Linked DNA regions of Homo sapiens: all the other regions are linked to region 7. The links are chromatin contacts, found by Hi-C or POLR2A ChIA-PET in ENCODE. All regions are on one chromosome and are shown on one strand. The core of a region is the stretch at or near the end of the contact, and the rest is flanking DNA. Distances in the headings are between cores, read along the strand shown. Region 1 has its middle 98 kb from the start of BTG1-DT. Region 2 overlaps LINC01619 (long intergenic non-protein coding RNA 1619). Region 3 overlaps LINC02391 (long intergenic non-protein coding RNA 2391). Region 4 has its middle 79 kb from the start of BTG1-DT. Region 5 has its middle 63 kb from the start of BTG1-DT. Region 6 overlaps LINC02391 (long intergenic non-protein coding RNA 2391). Region 7 overlaps LOC105369905 (a long non-coding RNA gene).

Region 1 (2,822 bases), core at 291-2,790, 330 kb before region 7:
TAAACTAAAAGTAAATAAAAATTCACTTCATTTGCTCTTCCTACAAGTCAGGAGCTCAATAACTTACGTGGCTAAGTGGTTACCATATTGGGCAGTACAGATATAGAACTGTTCCAGCATTGTAGAGAGTTTTATTGGACAGTGCTGGGCTTAATGCTTAAACTCTCTGAACTCATCATACAATAGCACTTAACTGGTGAGCTTATCTGAGGATTGAATAACTTACTATACATAAAGTTCTTAGCAAACTGCAGGTCACAGAGTAGGTGCTCAGTAAATGGTAGCCATAGAACTGACAACAGTAACAACAAAAGCAGCAACATAATTGTGACATATCATATCCCTGGGGATACTTTCAGCAATATTCTTACACAAGGCTTTCTGCCAAAGCTGTGGAGGCTTCCAGGCTTCAGCAATAATCACACAGCTGTTGCTGATGAGAACTCTGTGTCACTGAGCTCAGAGGCTCCTCATTATGAAAGCTCCTTGGCATTGCAGAGAACTGACTAGCAGGCCTCCATCTTGCAAGTGTGGTCCTGCACGTCTCTTGAAAACACTGCTCCAGGCCGGGCGCAGTGGCTCACACTTGTAATCCCAGCACTTTGGGAGGCTGAGGCAGATGGATCACCTGAGGTCAGAAGTTCAAAACCAGCCTGGCTAAAATGGCGAAACCCCATCTCTACTGAAAATACAAAAATTAGCCAGGCATGGTGGCACACGCCTGTGCTCTCAGCTACTTGGGAGGCTGAGGCAGGAGAATCGCATGAACTTGGGAGGTGGAGGTTGCAGTGAGCTTACATCACGCCACTGCACCCAAGCCTGGGCAACAGAGTGAGGGTCTATCTCAAAAAAAGAAAAAAAGAAAGAAAAACACTGCTCTGTCCCAAGACATTTTTCCATAATCTTTTGAATATGATACGATTCCTGTTTTTTTCTGGTGGCTTGAAATGGCATGCTCTGTCAACATATTCTTTTCACAGAAGCTGATTTTGTTTCATTTTTCTTTGTGTCTGCAAACAGAATATGGTTTTAATCTCCCACAGGACTTGTAATTATCATCTTAAGCTTCTAAGTAACCATACTATTGCATCTCTATATCATGTCAAGTAACCAGTTTGATTCATGTTTTAATGGAAATTGTTTAGTTATCATGTAGTCAAATTTACAGAATATATTAGTGATTTGGGGACATAGGTTTTAGAATCTCTAGAATGAATCCCCTATTCCTTAAGTGGAATGAGAAAACCATTGGTCAGCCACCAAATATAACTCATTTCTTCCACTTTTCTCTATTTCCATTATTCCATCTCCATATTCCAAATCACCATTATTTTTCTTCTCATAATCAATTTTCCACCCTGCTTAAAACATCCAATGCCTTCCTGATGCTCTTAGAAAAGAATCCAAATGCCTGTCCATGAGCTTTTATTTTCTTCAGAGAACTTACGTCTAGCTGTAATTATTTATCTGCTCTCCTGTTTATTTTCAGTTTCCCCTCCTGCCACTGTTCCTGCAGATTTCAGCTCCATGGGAGCAGGAATCTTGTTTCCTCACTGAACATTATGTTCTCAGCTCCTGGAAAAGTGCCTGTTACAGAGCAGAAGCTTTCAAAAGGCTTCAAGGCCATCTTCAGGCAGGATGTAAAGAGTAAGCTGCAAGCTTTTAATTTACAACCTAGTACCATGTTTACTGCATTCCGATGTTTTTCTCCCAAAGCCCAATAAATGGTTTTTAACTTTGTTATGTTTGTGCCATAACCACTCCGAGTGGTCTAGTGAATCCTATGAATTCCTTTTCTAAATAATGTTTAAATGCATAAAATTTTGTAAAAACAGGATGACAAAAGAAGGCAACTGCTCAGGTACAGCTATCAAAATACTTAAAAATTTCAGAGCTTCTTTATCACTGTGTTGAAGAACAAGCTCTAGCGGAGGGCCTAAAACCACTGTTATTTTCAGACTACAGCAGTTCATAAACAATATTTTGAGATGTCTGTAACAATTGTAATAAGATATAAATAAATCTGTGATTTCTGCTGGTGACAAAGTCACAGGTACAGCTGCCACTTCTGGGGCTTGTTGCCTTTCTTCTTAGTTAAAGAAACTGACAAATTTCAATTAGAGGTTAATAAAAATGCAGATGTAATTTTTTTTTCATCCACATTGATAGATCTCTTGGATTCTATGCATAGACCTTGGTGGTTCCCTGGGTCTCAGGTGAAGGGACTTGAACTGAATGTGAGAGAATGTGTGTTCAGGTGTGCATTTCTGTGCATCGTGGCTATAAGCGCATTCTCAGCCATGGTGCTCACCTTGGATATTGTCTGCCACCTCAAAAATGATCCAAGACCTTTTTTAGTTACTGGTGTCATTTATTCATTTGTATTTCAAATACTGGGAAAGAAACACAAAAAAAGCTCACTTATGATTCCATCATTAAAAAAATATATAAACCAGGTGAGAATCACCTCTTTCTAACCACCTTACCTCCTAAAGATCATCACTGTTAAGAACTGATGAATATAATGCATGATTTAAAAAGCAAAATAGATGTGTGTGAATGTGTGTGTGTGTGCACCCGCGCATCAAACATATATCTACAAGAATGAAGTGATATTGAACAAATTCATTTACTCTTGGCTTTTTGTCACTTAATATATGTTAGACTTGTTTCCAGATTACATTTTATTTTTTTAATGACTGCTTGATATTCTTTTGTATGATGCACCACAATTTATTGATATTTTCTAGTAAGTGCTTTTATTTGCCACCACACATAATGCTACAATGAGCATCCTGTATGCATGCTTTTCTGTATCCTTG
Region 2 (2,870 bases), core at 200-2,699, 510 kb before region 7:
TGGGCTGAGTCTGCCTGTTTCTAAAGCTAATGCTCTTTTCACTATCTAATTCTTCCTGGTAAAATAAATAACAGTATTCTCTGTCTGTTACAATGTTCTTTCAGAATGCAAAAGCAGTTTGGCCAGAACATGATATGCTCATGGCTCAGAAAAGATAATCGGGCAGATTGGCCTGGCCAGGCAAGTGTCCATATGTCTCAGCAGCACTCCACGTGTATCCATTCATCTCAAAGCTAGATTTTTAAAAAAGAATGGTCCACTATAGTCAGGAGTGCCATTCTCGGGAAAGTATGACTATCTGTGTTTGATTACTTCTAAAACTTTATAACGAGGATACACTTCAGAACATCTATTTACTAGAAAGTTGAAAAGAGGTGAAGATCAGTACACGCGACTCACTAAAAAAGGAAATTATAATTTTAGTGCCTTACTTTTATATAGGCAATAGTTCTTTCCAGTGTACTATTTACAACATAAATGATGAGATTTTAGCCCCATACCATTCTGTATGATCAGGAAGGGAATGGTTATTATGTCCATTTCTCACAAGAGGAAACTGAGGTTCAAGTTGTCAAAGTCATTGGTACTTTCCAAATGTCCAAGTTCACATCATTATTTAATGGCAGAACCAGGATTTATCTTAGGATCTTTCTGCTCTTTCCAATGTACAATCTTCATTGGTCAGAATGAGCTAGGTTGTATTAGATTGTATTGCAGTAATAAATGGCCTTCAGATCTCAGGAGCTCACTATAATAAAGATTGATTTCTTGTTCATGTTCCTTGTCTGCTGTGGGTTTGGTCTGCTTTGTGTTTACTCCAGGACTTAGCGGACAGAACAGCCTCTATCTGGATCATTGCCAGTAATGTGGCAGTGTGAAAAGTGCAATTGATGGACCTCACACTGGCTTCTAGGGCTTCTGATAGAAAGTGGCTTTCACCCTTATTTCATTGGCCAAAGCAAGTCACAGCATTGCCCACATGCAATATGGCAGGTGTGTATCATCCTTTCACAGGGAGGGGCCCCAAATAGGCATAAAATTATTTCAGTTATATCAGGGTAGTAATGTATAAAGTGGTTGTCAGCCTCCCTTCCTTGTAGCATAAAGTTATTCTTTAATAAATGCGGTACTGACTAAGAATTATTTTAGGTATAATGAGCCAAGCAGTCCACTTAAATCATGTAAAAATTAAATAATTCAATAAATTTAATATTTAAAAACCAACAATTCTCAACTATCACTGTTGAGCACTAAACCCTCTGCATTTGCGAAGAGAGCAACTTTCACTCTGGGAATAAACTTTCCGTTTCTGGCAAGAGAATTGGATAGCAACATTGAAGTTCTACTGTGAATGGGCGTCAGGGTGTCATATTTGAATGTGTAATGAGTAAACATTGGCAGAAACCCCCTTTGCCACGTGACTTCAAAACAAACACCAGTCAGTAGGGAACTACCAGCTGTGCCCAGTAGAAAAAAATGCGCTCATATATTTTTCTTCCATGAGCAAAAAAATCCCCGCCGAGATCACCTCCCCTCAGAATGTAGGGCACGAATGTGTTCTCACATGAGTTCAAGAACAAAACCCCACCTCTGGAAAGTCCTCCTGGCAAAGTCATTTAAACAAATTGCAGAGGAAGACAGAAGTAGGACATGAAACAGAGTTCAGGCATTCACAGAATCTTGCATTCCCTTAAATCAATTCTCAGCTAAAGGAAAAAAAAATACAGCAGAGTTGGGGAGTGGGAGCATTTAGCAAGAGTTTAAAGTAGCTGATTTCTAATGTTGACTACATTATAATGTCCCTTACAATCCTAAGATTCTATGACTCCATAAGTTTATGTGATGACAAAAAGTTTCTGCTTTTTCAAGTACAGAAAAAAAAAGAGAAGAGGCTATGTTTTATGTAATAATAAAATTTAACAGAGAACTGCACCCTCCCACCTCCAAAAAAAATGTCCTGGTGACTATAAAGTTGTCTTGGGCTAGGCAATCTGCATATAGAATTCTGTTCCTTAAAAATTTTTTGGCACTGAGTCAGAACTTGATTTGTAGAAATGACACCTCCCCAATACTTCTTTTAGAGCAGTGAGGGGGAGGTAGAATGAACTGAGTTAGAACTTTACCTTAGACTTTTTGTAAAGGTCACCAAAGGGAAAATCCATAAAGAGTCATTGCCCTTTAGTCACTTACACGTATGAAATGTGTTGTCCTAGGATGAAAGAGAATCATTACTGTACATCACATTTCGGATTAAATAATTGTTGTGTCTTGCTTTTTTTTCATGACTTTAAATAGAATTCAGGTTGAAATGAACCTGGATTAATAGGAGATGTTTCTAAATATGTCAGTTGTGCTTTTTTGATATGCATGGATGTCATTCTACTATTTTGTTGGCATAATTGCTAGCAAATCCCCATAACTGATATTCAAATTTTAGTATAGATGTAAGTAAAAGTGTGTCCAGTTATCAAAATATAGATATAAGTAAAATTGTGTCTTAGTTATCAAAATACCAAATTTCATTTGAGCAAAAGAAATGAGGGGAGAGAAGATGGATATATTAACTTCTCTGATAAGCAACATACTACCCTGCTGCTTTCTCTAGCTACTTACTACAGAAAGAGTGCATGGTCATGAGATGCATGGAGTCTCTAGTATCTAACTGAACACAAAGAAACTTCTCTAATGGCTAGTCATGTTAAGTGATACAAGAGATGCATCCACTGGAAAAGACTGTGGCTCACTTTGAGGATGAGTATAATGTCACAGGATCAAAATATTTGAAAGAGAGAATTTGGAAGCTAAGGTTAATTTAGAATCTATAATTGCTCAGAGTTTTCTTCCCCTCCACAACCAATTCAAGTCTCTCT
Region 3 (2,700 bases), core at 137-2,636, 270 kb before region 7:
TGCCTATAAAAATGCAAAGTCTTCATCCTCATTTTATTTTTACTATTTATTTATTTATTTATTTATTTATTTTTGAGACGGAGTTTGGCTGTTGTCATCCAGGCTGGAGTGCAATGGTGCGATCTTGGCTCACTGCAACCTCCGCCTCCCGTGTTCCTTGTCCTCATTTTAAATAGGCATCCCTGGGACCTCTGGGGTTACTAAAGTTTGGAAACCACCCCATTGAACTTTAAACTCCTCAAGGGCAGGCATCATCTATTACTCTTCCTTGTATTACCTCTATCTGGCACGTGGTAGGTAATGAACTGAAAAACAGTTCATTGCTTTTGAGCCACGGGTTAGCCTTCTGTAACTCCTGCTATGTGTAACCTTTTCAAACAAACAAACAAAAAAATTGAGACAGGGTCTCATTCTGTTACCCAGGCTGGAGTGCAGTGGCATAATCACAGCTAAAGTGATCTCCCCACAGCCTCCCGAGTAGCTGGGACTACAGGTACATATCACCATGCCCAGCTAATTTTTGTATTTTTTGTAGAGATAGGGTTTTGCCATGTTGCCCAGGCTGGTCTCGAACTCCTTGGCTCAAGAGATCCACCTGCCTGGGCTGGGATTACAGGCATGAGCCACTGCTTCTGGCCTTAGGTGTAACCTTTTACGAATGCAGGAGCTCAGAATCCAGCCTTTTTCACCACCCTATCTACCCTACCCCAGATCCTAACCCAGGGCCCTGGCACATGATGGACACTTAATAAACACTTTTTCACTGAGAAAAAGATGAAAGAAAAGATGGTCTACAGAAGCTGAGTGCTGTGCAGCAGGGCAGAAATGCAGCCAAAGCATCAATAAGATTAGCACAAGGACTGTTCAGTTACTCAGGAGGAGATGCTAAGTAAGAGCAGGAGCTGGCAATGCTCTGCTGTTCCTTTGTAGAAATCCTTGATGTGGGCTGTGAAATGTCAAATCCAGATTTGATTAAGCGCAACTCCAAATCCCTAAGGCAAGTGTGTATCCACGGTCTTAATGTAATTATTGGAGCCACCTCCGTCTGCTACATACTTTCAAAAGGGCTGAACTAGCACCCCATCCATTGATACCGACTGCTACAAAATGAGGCCTGCAATTAATTCATCACGTCCCAGGCAGATAATGCCTAAGAAGCTTCATCTGGCTCCTTCCTGAAAATTGAAGCATTAAATTGAACAAACAAACAAAAAATCCCTCTCATCTGCTGAAAATTCAGGAGGAAGGGCGGGTCCTAACAGCCACAGTGAAAATCAAAGTTTTGCTTCTTTTGTTGTCTGTTTTGGAACTTTCCACTTCCTCCTTCAAATGATAACCTATCAACTTTCAGTTCAACTATATTTTAAATTTTTTAAGGCAGAAGCCAATAAACAACACGAACTGTTACAAGGGCAACGGACTTCTAGTAGAATGAGTCAGTAGATACAAGTGGGGAACTTGGCTTCCTTTGCTTATACTCACTTGAGGTTTGGGCAAAAACATCAGGCCAAAACCTCGTCTGGATTCAGAGTAGGCACATTCAGGTCTATCAGATTAAACCCAAATGCCACAGCTTCACTGGAGCAGCCCAGATATTTCCCCACTGCATTCTCAGAGGGAAGAGGGATGAGGGCATCTGCTCCCAAGCTCAACCACAACCCAGAGCTCCACTTTGTTATGTGAAATTCAGAACACATTTGTTCCCGCTCTCTTTCTTTTTCTTTCAAAATTTTCTCCTGCCCTTTACTTAGGGTCTGGACGGAATCAAAATCCTGAGAGCCAAAGACACCAGGGGAAAGGCTGCTTTATTGTGAAATCCAATCTCAGTGAAAGCAAGATGGATCAGCAATCTTTTGACCTCACCCAGTGGCAAAGTCTAAACTGATCCACATGGTTTAGAGAACTCGGAAAAGATCTGATGAGTTGTCACACCGCTAACACTTGAGTTTTGTTTGTCATCCTATATAGAAATGATTCCAGAGTTTTTTCAAATTTCTGGAGCTTCTTAAAGCAAGACCAACAAGTGTCTGGGTGACCTTAGAACCAATCTATGTTTCTGGGACTCTTGAGATCAGCCCGGGCCAGATATTTAGAGGCTATAATGTCATACCACTAACACTTGAGTTTTGTTTGTCATCCTATATAGAAATGATTCCAGAGTTTTTTCAAATTTCTGTAGTTTCTTAAAGCAAGACCAACGAGTTTCTGGGTGACCTTGGAACCAATCCATGTTTCTGGGATTCTTGAGGTCAGCCCAGGCCAGATATTTAGAGGCTATAATGGACACTATTGGATCAATCTGCACTAGACTCACCACAGGAGATAGATCATTTCCAAACCAACGTCTAGCTTGGGGGAGGCGGGAAGTAAGTGGATTTTCACTATCTTTTGGTTCCCATTTCAAGAGCTAATCCCAGACATGGCAGTGACATTAAGGCTTGAATTCTTGCAAAAGCTGCCACTAGAAGGACTGGCTTAAATATCATAGCAGTTTTTATGCACAAATTATATTAGACGTAGATCGTACCTTTCAGGAACTTCCTTGCCTAAAAGCACCCATTGCCTCATTCTCTCTAGACCTACATATGAAATCTAAACTCACATAAATCCCTTCCAGCTTGCCCTCATCTCCCCTTTAATCTTCTCCCTATCCTTGCCATGCATTCTACCCTCTGGCCCGAGGACTGACAATTTTTTTTC
Region 4 (2,700 bases), core at 122-2,621, 350 kb before region 7:
ACTTGACATTTATTACTATATTTTCAGCCAGGGAAACACAGTGTTCAACTTTCCAAAGTCCAGATTTCCACACATGTACTATATTATTTTCATCTCAAAATAAAGGAAACTACTTGTACCTTGAAAAAGAAGAGGCTCAGTCAGGCACAGTGGCTCATGTCTGTAATCCCAGCACTTTGGGAGGCCAAGGCAGGAGGATTGCTTGAGCCCAGAAGTTTGAGATCAGCCTCGGCAACAAAACAAGACCCTATCTCTACAAATAATAAAAATAAAAAATTAGTTGGGCACAGTGGCACAAACCTATGATCCTAGCTACTCGAGAGGCCGAGGTGGGAGGATCATTTGAACCCAGGGGGTTGAGACTGTAAGGAGCCATGGTTGTGCCACTGTACTCCCGCCTGTGTGACAGGGCGAGACCCTGTGTCAAAAGAAAAATAAAGCAGAGGCTCAGCTTTTCAAATTGTAGGATCCTTTTTTTTTTTCCACTACCATAAGGCGTTCTGATTAAATCTACCTTAGTTACAGGGTCTGGTTTATGGATGGAGACAATAGGTAGCATAGTAGCTGAAAAAGAGAGAGAGAGAGACAAAGTTTATATTAACATTTAGTGGTTTTATTGCAACAATCTTCCACTGAGTTTATAAAACAAAGCTCTTTGCCTAAGCTCTTTTACGTAACTATCTATAGTTATAGTTTTATCAAAGACTTCTTTCTTGGGTTTGTATTGGGGTTTTTTGTTTATTTTGTTTGCCTGTTTATATATCTCTATATATATATTTTTAATTATACTTTAAGTTCTAGGGTACATGTGCACAACGTGCAGGTTTGTTACATATGTATACATGTGCCATGTTGGTGTGCTGCACCCATTAACTCATCATTTACATTAGGTATATCTCCTAATTGCCTGTTGTTTTTAATGCATATACCTAATCCCACATTTCTTGATGTCATTTTGCAAAGGAAAAGTTTGAATTTTCTGAGACTTTCTTTTTGAGAGAACACAGTAGCAACATTTAATCTCATCTTTGGATCCCAATCCAGCCACTGGTATGCTTTGATACCAAGTAGGAAAAGGAAGTGCTTAAAAATGTAAAAGGCTCTCCCTCCCTTTGTTTATTTACTCCTTTTCTCTATTTTTATTCTGGCATGCTCTGTCTCAGTGACTCAGGGGAAGGATGATGTCAAGCTGTTGTCAAGCCAATTGCATGGAAAGAGAAGAATTAACGTGTTCTCCCTTCAAAATGATGGATTCCATGGCTCCACATTCATCATCTGGCTCATGATTACCAACTCTTTGCAGTCCATTGCAGGGTGACCTCGTTAGCACTATCTGTGCACTTTCTGTGATAGCGGGCTGCCTGGAGGCCCTGCATGTGTGGTTCGGGTTAATGAGGGTCTGAGTCATCAAGTTAGAAACTCACCTTTCCAGCCATCAGATCCAGAAATGCTAGAAAAAGGCACAGGGCTCATAATCAGACATGCCATGTTGACGAAAGAGTAATGTCTCATCCTGGTGAGATCGTCCACAGGACCTGTGCTGAATAATTGTCAGGCAGCCATGAGACCACAGTAAGCTCCCATACTATCTAGAGGTCAATTTATCATCCAAGATGGCCTGCTTTGCAGATTGCTGCATGCATACCCTCTGCAGCACCAGGTAGCAGGCAGCAGGAGAGGTAGCCCCACAATAACACAGCATGTGTCCCTAGAGCATCTTCTTATTGAAATGGGAGATTTAAAACCTTTTAAAGAAAACTAATGGTCCTGTTTGCTGTCTAAGGATAAAGACGAGTACATTTTAATGGTGAAATAAAGAAACTTCAAATAAATTTTTCACTTGAAGCTGGCCTTCTGAGTCCCTCTCTCAAACCTGCCCCCATCTCACAGTTTCCCACTCCCCTGCTGCTCAGGATACTTCAGTGGGAAAGTTTAAACAAAACACACTAAGACAGTGTTTTCCAAACAGTGGGTCATGACCCATTAGTGGACTGTGAAAATAAATTTAGTAGATCACAACCAACATTAAAAAATAAAAAAAAGAAATAGGAGCTGGGTGCAGTGGTGTGTGCCTGTAGTCTCAGGTACTTGGGAGGCTGAGTGGGGAGGATTGCTTGAGTCTAGAAGTTCGAGGCTGCAATGATCTATGATGGTGCTTGTGAATAGCCACGGAGTCTAGCCTGGGCAACATAGCAAGACCCTGTATCTAAAAAAAAAATAAAAATAAGAAAAGAAATAAAATAGAACATCTGGATTGCAATGAAATGCATTCTTTATTGGATATAGTGATAAAAACTCTTTCAAAGCTGTTGCCCTAAGTGATAAATTTTGGTAACTTCTTCCTATATAAAATAATTATTTAAAAAATCCTGAAAATGAATAAAACAAATGTTTTATGATGATTGATACTAGCCATATCTGGTGATTAACAGGAGTAATAAGGAATAACATGCTCACTCCAACGCTCATAAGCCTTATCACCTAGATATTTTTTCTTGAAGCAATCTCCACATTCTCCATAGTGGAGACTATAACTGATTCAGGGTATGGTGGAGCATGTGTGTGTGTGTGTGTGTGTGTGTGTGTGTGTGTATGTTTGCATGTGAGTATGTAATCTGGCTCCTGTGGAAAGAAAACACATTGCTGGAAGATGAAATCACTGGACATAATTCTTTATTTCAAGCCTTTTCAGTTACACAG
Region 5 (2,700 bases), core at 50-2,549, 360 kb before region 7:
TACCTCAGTACTTTTTAGAAGGTAAATATAAATTGTGATGTTATATCTTTGTTTTTAAGATAGCATGTATAATAAGCACTATCAATTTAATAAGTTATTTTTATATTTATTTGTTTGTTTGTTTATTTATTTATTTTGAGACATTGTCCCACTTTTTCACCCAGGCTAGAATGCAGTGGCACAATCATGGCTCACTGTAGCCTCAACCTCCAGGCTCAAGCAATCCTCCTGCCTCAGCCTCCAGAGTAGCTGCAACTACAGGCACCCTCCACCACACCTGGCTAATTTCTGTATTTTTTGTAGAGATGGGGTTTTGCCATGTTTTCCAGGCAGGTCTTCAACCCTGAGATCAAGCACTCCCAAAATGCTGGGATTTTTATAGGCATGAGCCACCACACCCAGCTTTATTTACTTTTTAACTTTTGTGGAAGGCAATCAACACAGTTACTATCAGAAGATGAGTTCATGCACCTAAAAGGAGGGACAGCAAAGGCATTAAATGCAGCTTTCAGGGAAGTCCTTTGTAAATGCCCTGGAGTAGAAGTCGCGTACTTTAATGTGCATAAAAATTACATTGAGACCTTGTTAAATGCAGATTCTGATTCAGCAAGTCTGGAATGAGTAAGAGTCTGCATTTCTAACAAGTTCCTAGGATCCTACTGTTCTGAGCATGACACTTTGAAAAGCAATGCTTAGGCGGGGCGTGGTGGCTCACGCCTGTAATCCTAGCACTCTGGGAGACAGAGGCAGGCAGATCACGAGGTCAGGAGATGGAGACCATCCTGGCTAACATGGCGAAACCCCGTCTCTACTAAAAATACAAAAAAATAGCCGGGCGTGGTGGCGGGCGCCTGTAGTCCCAGCTACTCGGAAGGCTGAGACAGGAGAATGGGGTGAACCCGGGAGGCGGAGCTTGCAGTGAGCCGAGACCGTGCCACTGCACTCCAGCCTGGGCGACAGAGCAAGACTCCGTCTCAAAAAAAAAAAAAAAAAAAAAAAAGAAAAGAAAAGAAAAGCAATGCTTAGTCAACAGCAGGCATCTTCAGACCTGCTGCCCATTTTTGTAAAGTTTTATTGGAACACCTAGTCGTGTCCGTTTGTTTACATGTTCTCTGTGGCAAAGTTGAGTAGTTGCAACAAAGGCTATTTAGTCCACACATCTTAAATGTTTATTAACTGACCCTTTTGTAGAAAAAGTCTGAAGACCTCTGGTCTAGAGTGATTACTATCACAGAAATCTGCAATCAGAATGTGTTAAGTTTGCGTTTGGACTTTGCCACATTTGTCTTTGTGCCTTGTCAGTCAGCTTCTCTGAATCACAGTTTCCTGTCTGTGGGGAGAGGATAAGAATAGCACATGCTTTATAGAGCTGTTGAAGGATTAAGCAAAACAATACCAGTAAGGAGCTTAGCACACAAATATAAGTGTGCTTCAGATACTTGGGGACCGTGTATAAAGTTTATATCCCAGCCGGGTGCAGTGGTTTATGCCCATAATCTCAGCACTTTGGGAGGTTGAGGTGGGAGGATTACTTGAGCCCAGGAGTTCGAGGTCAGCCTGGGCAACAAGATTCTGTCTCTACAAAATATAAAAAATTAACTGGGTGTCGTTGTGTGCACCTGTAGTCCCAGCTACTCGAGAGGCTGAGGTTGGGGGATCGCTTGTGCCTGGGAGTTTAAGGGTGCAGTGGGCCATGATCGCACCACTCACTATGGCATGGGCATGGGTGACAGCAAGACACTGTCTCAATAAATAAGTAAATAATACAAAATGCAATAAAAGCTGCCTAGAATGCATTTTTTTTTAAAGTCTGCATTCCTAGGCTTCACTTGTGAAGATTCAATTCAGGAGGTCTGGGGTGGGGCCTGAGAATCTGTTTTTGAAACATGTTTTCCAGAAGTTTTTTTTTTGTTTTGTTTTTTTGAGACAGGGTCTCACTGTGTCACCCAGGCTCAAGTGCAGTGAAGTGATCTTGGCTCACTGCAACCTCTGCCTCCTGGGCTCAAGCGATCCTCCCACCTCAGCCTCCTGAGTAGCTGGGTCTACAGGTAGGAGCCACCATGCCTGGCTAATTTTTGTACTTTTTGTAGAGATGGGATTTTGCCATGTTAGCCAGGCTAGTCTTGAACTCCTGGCCTCAAGTGATCCACCCACCTTGGCCTCCCAAAGTGCTGGGATTACAGGTGTGAGCCACTGCACCCGGCCAGAAACATGCTTCCCAGAGGATTCAGATGCAAGTGATCCACAGGGCCAAGTATTGAGGGAAATGTTTAGCAACTTCTCTTGTTCACTTCATGTTCACGCCCCCATCCCATTCTGCTTCCTTCCTTCCACCCTCTCTTCACTATCTGTATCATCCTCAGGAAGGGCTGCTGGGCCTTGCTGCTCTGCATTTCTCTGGCTCCAGGTGCTCCACTCAACCAGCCCTATGCCTAAATTTGTTCTCCAGCTTGTCCGCAGGACTCCAGTTTTAGACTTTGATCCTAAATTAACAATACCTCTGAGTGGACATATTACTTACTTCATGCTCAGAACTGCTTTTGAATGATTAGGTTTTCTCTCCTTTGCAGATCTGTTATTGCCCTCCCTTGATCCCATTTTAAAACAGTGTTCTGCAAGTCAACCTGGCTATGGCCTAAACTCATATTTCGGATGGAGTCCGACCATCATTTAGATGGTAGAAACTAGAATAGACCACTG
Region 6 (2,700 bases), core at 67-2,566, 290 kb before region 7:
ATCACTTGAGCTCAGGAGTGGAGGGTGCAGTGAGCTATGATTGTGCTAGTGTACTTCAGCCTGGGCAACAGAGGGATTCCCTGTCTCTAAAACATCAATTAATTAATTAAAATAGTCCATCAATCCATAAATACCGAATATGTTACAGGTCATTCCTTTGCTCAAGTTTGGGTCAGGTTTTTAATCTATTTTTTATTTTTTTTAGAGATGGTGGTTTTACCATGTTGCCCAGGCTGGTCACGAACTCCTGGGCTCAATCAGTCCTCCTGCCTCAGCCTCCCAAAGTGCTCGGATTACAGGTGTGAGCCACCATGCCCAGCTGGGTTTGGGTCAGATTAAGTTAGACCTCAGAAGGAATTGATATCATAGGACCTCCTATGTTGTATTAAGAAGTATTCCATTCTTTCTCCCTTGCAAACACCTCATGGGCATGAGAAAGTCATTAGGTATTGGCATCCTATAGTCCTTTAAGCATTTGCAAAGCAGTGTATTGAAGTAGGAGATAGTAGATAAGGGCCCTAGGTCTCCTGCCTTCTCTAGCTCTACAAGATGACCAGATAACCTTGGATATGCCTTTCACCTTTCAGGCTCTCCACTTTGTCTTCAGTAAAATGGAGTCATTCTACCCAAGATGTCTGAACTGGATCAAATGATCCATTGCGATTTCTTCCAACTATTAAATCTACAACTCGATGGGGCTGATTTCTGTTGCCTATAGGGTCCTGCCTAGGGCAGTCCTAGGGAGCCATCTTAGCATGGCCACCTGGATAGATAAAATAATTTTTTCATCTCTACACTGCATGTCCTCCAATCCAGAAGGGAAGCATAGTTTTTACTCTGAAAACTCAAGAATTGTGAGTTGGTTTAAGAGCAAATGGATAGTGAGATTGTGAGCACCTACAGTCAGTAATTTATTTCCAGAGAAATTCTTATCTTAGCAGGAAAGTAGCCCTCCAAGGGGTGGAAACCTGGCTGAACATTCCATTCAATGGGGAAGGCAAGCCTGGAAACTCTGCCTAGAGCAACAAGGGCATTCACAGAAAACTTGGTTTGGGGAATATACATGGATGGTGTCCAGCTATGAAGAAATAATTTTCAGAGGCTAAACTATGTCACTTTCACTGTTTTGGCTGATTCTGATGGCAAATGAGGTTAACTGGTGCTCAGAACATCTTCTGGGAAAGTGAAACAGCAAGCAATTGCTTATTTTTTTTATGAGTTTTTCCATTTCTCATTGAAAGGAAGAATTCTTGTATGGGAGTTCTTAACCAGTAAATGTGGGTAGATCTGGAAGCCTGATTTGATGGTGCTCACGTCAGTGGCCTGGGGTTGTTAAGTTCCCCGAGGAGGAATGGAATAATCTACTGGGAACTCCCCACCCCCATCTCTTGACCTTAAAGCTTTAGGGAAAATGAAAAGCAGCTTCTCTTTGACAAAAAAGGTTGGGAAGCCTTGCTGTGATGTATTACTGTTTCTTTAAAGCTTCCATGGAAATGAAAGATGTTCTCAAGCAAAGGTAGGTCAAATCTATTAAGAGAGTGGGTGAGGTGTTTCCCTCCTGAAAACTGGAGAATAACAGAAAAGAACTTTTTCTGACAAACCAACAGTATCCTTTTGTTTGTTGGAGTTTGTTTGTTTCACATTTATTTACTGAATGTTAGGGAGAAATACTTTAATTTGGGTATGAGAATAGCTAATTACTAGATGAAAAGAAGAAAGGATTTCTAAGATGGAGCCCCCCCCTCCCCCCACTGCCCCCATAGCTTACACATTGTGTAAACCTGCCTTTGATCCCATCCCACTTTCTTCAGCAATTCCTTTTCCATACTCTCAGCTCCTAGAGAGTCATCAGAAAGCTGAGCTCCAGCCGGACTTGGAGGCTCATGCCTGTAATCCTAGCACTTTGGGAGGCCAAGGCAGGAGGATCAGAGGGAATCAGGAGTTTGAGACCAGCCTGGCCAACACAGTGAAACCCCATCTCCCCTAAAAATACAAAAATTACCCAGGCATGGTGCTGAGCACCTGTAATCCCAGCTACTCGGGAGGCTGAGGCAGAAGTGCTTGAACCCGGGAGGTAGAGGTTGCAGTGAGCCGAGATTATGCCACTGCACTCCGGCGTGGGTGACAGAGTGAGACTCTGTCTCGAAAAAAAAGAAAAAAAAAAGAAAAAGAAAAAGAAAGATGATCTTCATCCAGTAACACTGGCCTTAAAAGGCATTTTATTTTTCTCTCCTGCTTCAAAATGGACCCTCTTACTAGAATTAGTTCCATCTTTGGGGGAGATGGGGAAAGAGAAGACCCGAGCAGATCTTTCTTCAAATTCTAATCACATTTTTGAATTAATATGATACCTGCCATCTGTTTATTTCCTGGAAGCTGGGAAGATTCATTTGATATCCAAAAAGCCCTTTAGAAAGCCTAAAAAAACACATGTAAAGACCGTGTAGTGATTTCCTATATCCAAGATTTCTGGGTTTTTTTTGTTTTTGTTTTTGTTTTTTATGTTCCCTGGACACTGGCAATGTTTTGGTCATATAGAGAAGGGAAAAATATTAAACCATTTTTATCTTAGCTGACCTTTACAGAGACAAGAAGTGATTTTGTTTGAATTCTCCGTTTTAGTTTGGGACACTAACAGCTGGGCAGGGATTTTGCTGAACACTTTGTGAGGTTTACACTCAACTTCCTTCTTCAGATTGC
Region 7 (2,700 bases), core at 17-2,516:
GCTGTAAGAAGACTTCCATCTAGGATCATGACTTCAAGAAAAAAGCAGAAAGGAAAAGCAGGTTATCTGCCAAAGAATGAGGATCAAGCTGGCATTAAATTTCACATCAGCAATACTAGATGCTCAAGAAAAAGGAAGAATGCCTTTTTATTGGGAGATGGAAGTGGAAGAAAAGGACTGAAAAGATGAGGACTCACAATAAATTGCTTACTGTTAAAGGAACAAATGTTTTCCTTACATAACCAATAAAGGTCTAAAATAGAAATATGACTAACGGGAGATATTGAGTGACTTAAGTTACATTCTCATCTGTCAGTGTAGGAAAACAAATATCATATATAAAACTAATAACTCAAGAGTTATCAATGTAAGCATATTATTCAGAGATAGAGAGGTTACTAACCAAAAAATGCTATAAAAATTAAAAGTTACATGTGTGGAGAGACATTGAGGATAAGAGGAGTGGGACAGGAATGATTACTCTTCAGCTGGAGTGCTTTTGTCTTTTGTTATTGTTGTTATATGGAATTTTCTCTTTTTGATAAAATTTTTAAATGGTTAATATAAAAACTCAAGTATACAAATGTTACTAAGACATGTGCAATCCACTATTAGACACAGTTGATCAAATTTATGTAAAACTTAAGCGACAAAGTATTCTTCTACAATATATTTAATGCTGAACATGATTTCAGGACAGGGAGATGCTCACTTTATTTTGATAAACAGCCATTAATTCTCTAATGTTCAAACCCAACAAGATGTAGAGTGTTCTCCAGTATCGCCTTCCATTTGGAGACATCTGTGCTCATTGATCTACAAAGGGCAGGGAATGCCTGATTATTTTATTATGTCATTTGCTACTACAGGAATTATTCATGATCATTTACCAGCAAGCTGAGAACACGTGGGGCTGATATCTTGATTCAGAACACCAAGCCTAAAAGGGATACAAGTACTTAGTAAATTTAGAAGCCGATTCCACTCTACCACCAGCACCCCCTTCATCTTACCTTTAAACACATGCATTTATCACCATCTACCTTTAAACACATGCATTTATCACCAGAAACTGTATGTGCATTTTGCAAAGAATGTCCTTTTGTGCAGCAGAGAACAAAGGGATTTTTCTGCAAAACGATACTGAAACCTGATCACTGATGCATACTCTCTTGCCAGCATCTTGCCTATTGAATATCATCCCAGCCTATTATTCCCATATTGTTCTCTTTGGAAAACAAAAAGATGAGGAGTCCATTTAAAGTGCTCAAACAGCACCCTCTGCTGGTTGAGTTTAAGCTGAAGATTTGATGTGTAGCAGGGCTTAGTGACACATGGCAGAAAGAAGAAAAGAAAGCAAGGGAAAAACTGTAGACCAGGATGCATAAGGCAAACATAAATAGAACTCCATCAGTAATTTTGGTTACATATAAGGAAACGGATATTTTAGGCATCATAGCACATATATAGTGCAAAGACACTGTATTAATTCCTAATAGAATACTCCGTTCTTACAAAAAGAATATATTGAGCGACTTTGCATATTACCTTCAAGTTCTTTACTTTACAAAATAATTCACAAATTCCCCCAGTGAGTTCCTCTAGTGCTCTGAATATGTGGCATGACTTACACTCTATCTTTGGGTAACATATTAACTGTGCAAAACTAACTGCAAACTGTTTCTTAGGTCACAGACCAGGGCTCTTCATGATACCAGAGATACCTGCACTTACGTGACGTGTTTTTAAGTGTTTAGGAAACATTCAAAATTAATTTTTAATGTCTTGCTAATATGTAAGAAACAAGGGTTTGGAGATGGCAAGATTAATTTCTCCAACAAAGAAAAAAATGAGTAGCATATGTTCTCCAGGGCAGGGGATCTGGAGATCTGTTTTGCTTAATATAGTATAAATTCTTAATATATTGAGTAGCAATTAAAAACAAGTGCAGTCTTACATTTTAGAAGAGTGGAGCTAGGATTTTTTTATATCTTTGACTAAAAATCAATTAGATATTCAGCTCTCCCTGCTTGCCCAGGGAGTGGAGTTCACTTCCCATTCTCACTAAGCGTTGGTAGCAGAGAAAACAGTCAACAGATTTTAGACAGTTACATAGTGAGACACCCTACGGGCCTTTATTCTGTTTCCTCCAAAGTAAGAGCAGGGGAAATTTAAATGTCCACAGTCACCAAGCCATAAAGTACATGAACGGCACACACTGAGTTTGAGGAAAAGCACGTGATCCTCTTGGTCTATCTTTAATTTTTGGTGGAGACAACAATATCAAGAAACAATTATCCACTATAAGAAAAGCAACAGTGCAAATATGATGATAAACGATAACTGAAGCCTTGCTTTGATGTTAGGGAGAAAATTAGGAGTAGGAAGACTGATGAAATGGAGAGTGTGTGCCTCACTTAAACTGGCCAGATACCGCCAGATGCGGTAGCTCATGTCTGTAATCCCAGCAATTTGGGAGGCTGAGGTGGGCGGATCACTTGAGGTCAGGAGATCAAGACTATCTTGGCTAACACGGTGAAACCTCATCTCTACTAAAAATACAAAAAATTAGCTGGGCGTGGTGGCATATGCCTGTAGTCTCAGCTACTCAAGAGGCTGAGGCAGGAGAATCGCTTGAACCCGAGAGGCAGAGGTTGCAGTGAGCCGAGATCACGCCACTGTACTCCAGCCTGGCAACAG

Evidence for each region. A loop is a pair of places that touch in the nucleus more often than their neighbours do. ChIA-PET counts read pairs that join two places held with the same protein, here RNA polymerase II (POLR2A). Pooled maps may share reads with other maps.
Region 1: a loop to region 7 is called in a map of heart left ventricle, with 6 times the contacts of the local background. The contact joins two enhancer-like sites. A Hi-C loop is called at or near these places in 17 of 168 maps with a recorded cell type or tissue (CD4-positive, alpha-beta T cell, Right ventricle myocardium inferior, cardiac septum and 8 more) and 25 of 50 pooled maps. POLR2A ChIA-PET finds 5 or more read pairs at or near these places in 2 of 52 experiments (B cell and MCF 10A).
Region 2: a map of Calu3 shows a loop between it and region 7 (2.6-fold over the local background). The contact joins two enhancer-like sites. A Hi-C loop is called at or near these places in 2 of 168 maps with a recorded cell type or tissue (Calu3 and PC-9) and 3 of 50 pooled maps. POLR2A ChIA-PET finds 5 or more read pairs at or near these places in 2 of 52 experiments (H1 and activated CD8-positive, alpha-beta T cell).
Region 3: a map of naive thymus-derived CD4-positive, alpha-beta T cell shows a loop between it and region 7 (2.5-fold over the local background). The contact joins two enhancer-like sites. A Hi-C loop is called at or near these places in 6 of 168 maps with a recorded cell type or tissue (IMR-90, cardiac septum, heart right ventricle and 2 more), 2 of 37 single-sample maps with no recorded cell type and 15 of 50 pooled maps.
Region 4: a pooled map shows a loop between it and region 7 (2.0-fold over the local background). The contact joins two enhancer-like sites. A Hi-C loop is called at or near these places in 5 of 168 maps with a recorded cell type or tissue (CD4-positive, alpha-beta T cell, CD4-positive, alpha-beta memory T cell, CD8-positive, alpha-beta T cell and 2 more), 3 of 37 single-sample maps with no recorded cell type and 11 of 50 pooled maps. POLR2A ChIA-PET finds 5 or more read pairs at or near these places in 3 of 52 experiments (B cell, MCF 10A and activated naive CD4-positive, alpha-beta T cell).
Region 5: a map of CD4-positive, alpha-beta memory T cell shows a loop between it and region 7 (10-fold over the local background). The contact joins two enhancer-like sites. A Hi-C loop is called at or near these places in 5 of 168 maps with a recorded cell type or tissue (CD4-positive, alpha-beta T cell, CD4-positive, alpha-beta memory T cell, CD8-positive, alpha-beta T cell and 2 more), 7 of 37 single-sample maps with no recorded cell type and 14 of 50 pooled maps. POLR2A ChIA-PET finds 5 or more read pairs at or near these places in 3 of 52 experiments (CD4-positive, alpha-beta T cell and activated naive CD4-positive, alpha-beta T cell).
Region 6: a loop to region 7 is called in a map of GM12878, with 3 times the contacts of the local background. The contact joins two enhancer-like sites. A Hi-C loop is called at or near these places in 3 of 168 maps with a recorded cell type or tissue (Calu3, GM12878 and ovary) and 6 of 50 pooled maps. POLR2A ChIA-PET finds 5 or more read pairs at or near these places in 1 of 52 experiments (HCT116).

The regions. Positions count from the first base shown.
Region 1 is chr12:92,242,656-92,245,477 of GRCh38, forward strand. No RefSeq gene overlaps it. Among named protein-coding and RNA genes, the nearest start is that of BTG1-DT, 98 kb to the left of the region's middle. Within about 2 kb of position 1,541, at least 5 of the 41 ENCODE cell types and tissues checked have a DNase peak (open chromatin) inside an H3K27ac peak, as active enhancers do.
Region 2 is chr12:92,063,787-92,066,656 of GRCh38, forward strand. The region is part of intron 1 of LINC01619 (long intergenic non-protein coding RNA 1619); the gene reads right to left. Among named protein-coding and RNA genes, the nearest start is that of LINC01619, 78 kb to the right of the region's middle. Within about 2 kb of position 1,450, at least 10 of the 41 ENCODE cell types and tissues checked have a DNase peak (open chromatin) inside an H3K27ac peak, as active enhancers do.
Region 3 is chr12:92,296,690-92,299,389 of GRCh38, forward strand. All of the region lies in intron 2 of LINC02391 (long intergenic non-protein coding RNA 2391), which reads right to left. Among named protein-coding and RNA genes, the nearest start is that of LINC02391, 66 kb to the right of the region's middle. RefSeq lists enhancers at 1,293-1,382, 1,413-1,462. Within about 2 kb of position 1,387, at least 5 of the 41 ENCODE cell types and tissues checked have a DNase peak (open chromatin) inside an H3K27ac peak, as active enhancers do.
Region 4 is chr12:92,223,625-92,226,324 of GRCh38, forward strand. No RefSeq gene overlaps it. Among named protein-coding and RNA genes, the nearest start is that of BTG1-DT, 79 kb to the left of the region's middle. Within about 2 kb of position 1,372, at least 3 of the 41 ENCODE cell types and tissues checked have a DNase peak (open chromatin) inside an H3K27ac peak, as active enhancers do.
Region 5 is chr12:92,207,477-92,210,176 of GRCh38, forward strand. No RefSeq gene overlaps it. Among named protein-coding and RNA genes, the nearest start is that of BTG1-DT, 63 kb to the left of the region's middle. RefSeq lists an enhancer at 1,568-1,657. Within about 2 kb of position 1,300, at least 12 of the 41 ENCODE cell types and tissues checked have a DNase peak (open chromatin) inside an H3K27ac peak, as active enhancers do.
Region 6 is chr12:92,277,420-92,280,119 of GRCh38, forward strand. The region is part of intron 2 of LINC02391 (long intergenic non-protein coding RNA 2391); the gene reads right to left. Among named protein-coding and RNA genes, the nearest start is that of LINC02391, 85 kb to the right of the region's middle. Within about 2 kb of position 1,317, at least 4 of the 41 ENCODE cell types and tissues checked have a DNase peak (open chromatin) inside an H3K27ac peak, as active enhancers do.
Region 7 is chr12:92,569,270-92,571,969 of GRCh38, forward strand. All of the region lies in intron 1 of LOC105369905 (a long non-coding RNA gene), which reads left to right. Among named protein-coding and RNA genes, the nearest start is that of LINC02397, 100 kb to the left of the region's middle. RefSeq lists an enhancer at 1,253-1,382. Within about 2 kb of position 1,267, at least 5 of the 41 ENCODE cell types and tissues checked have a DNase peak (open chromatin) inside an H3K27ac peak, as active enhancers do.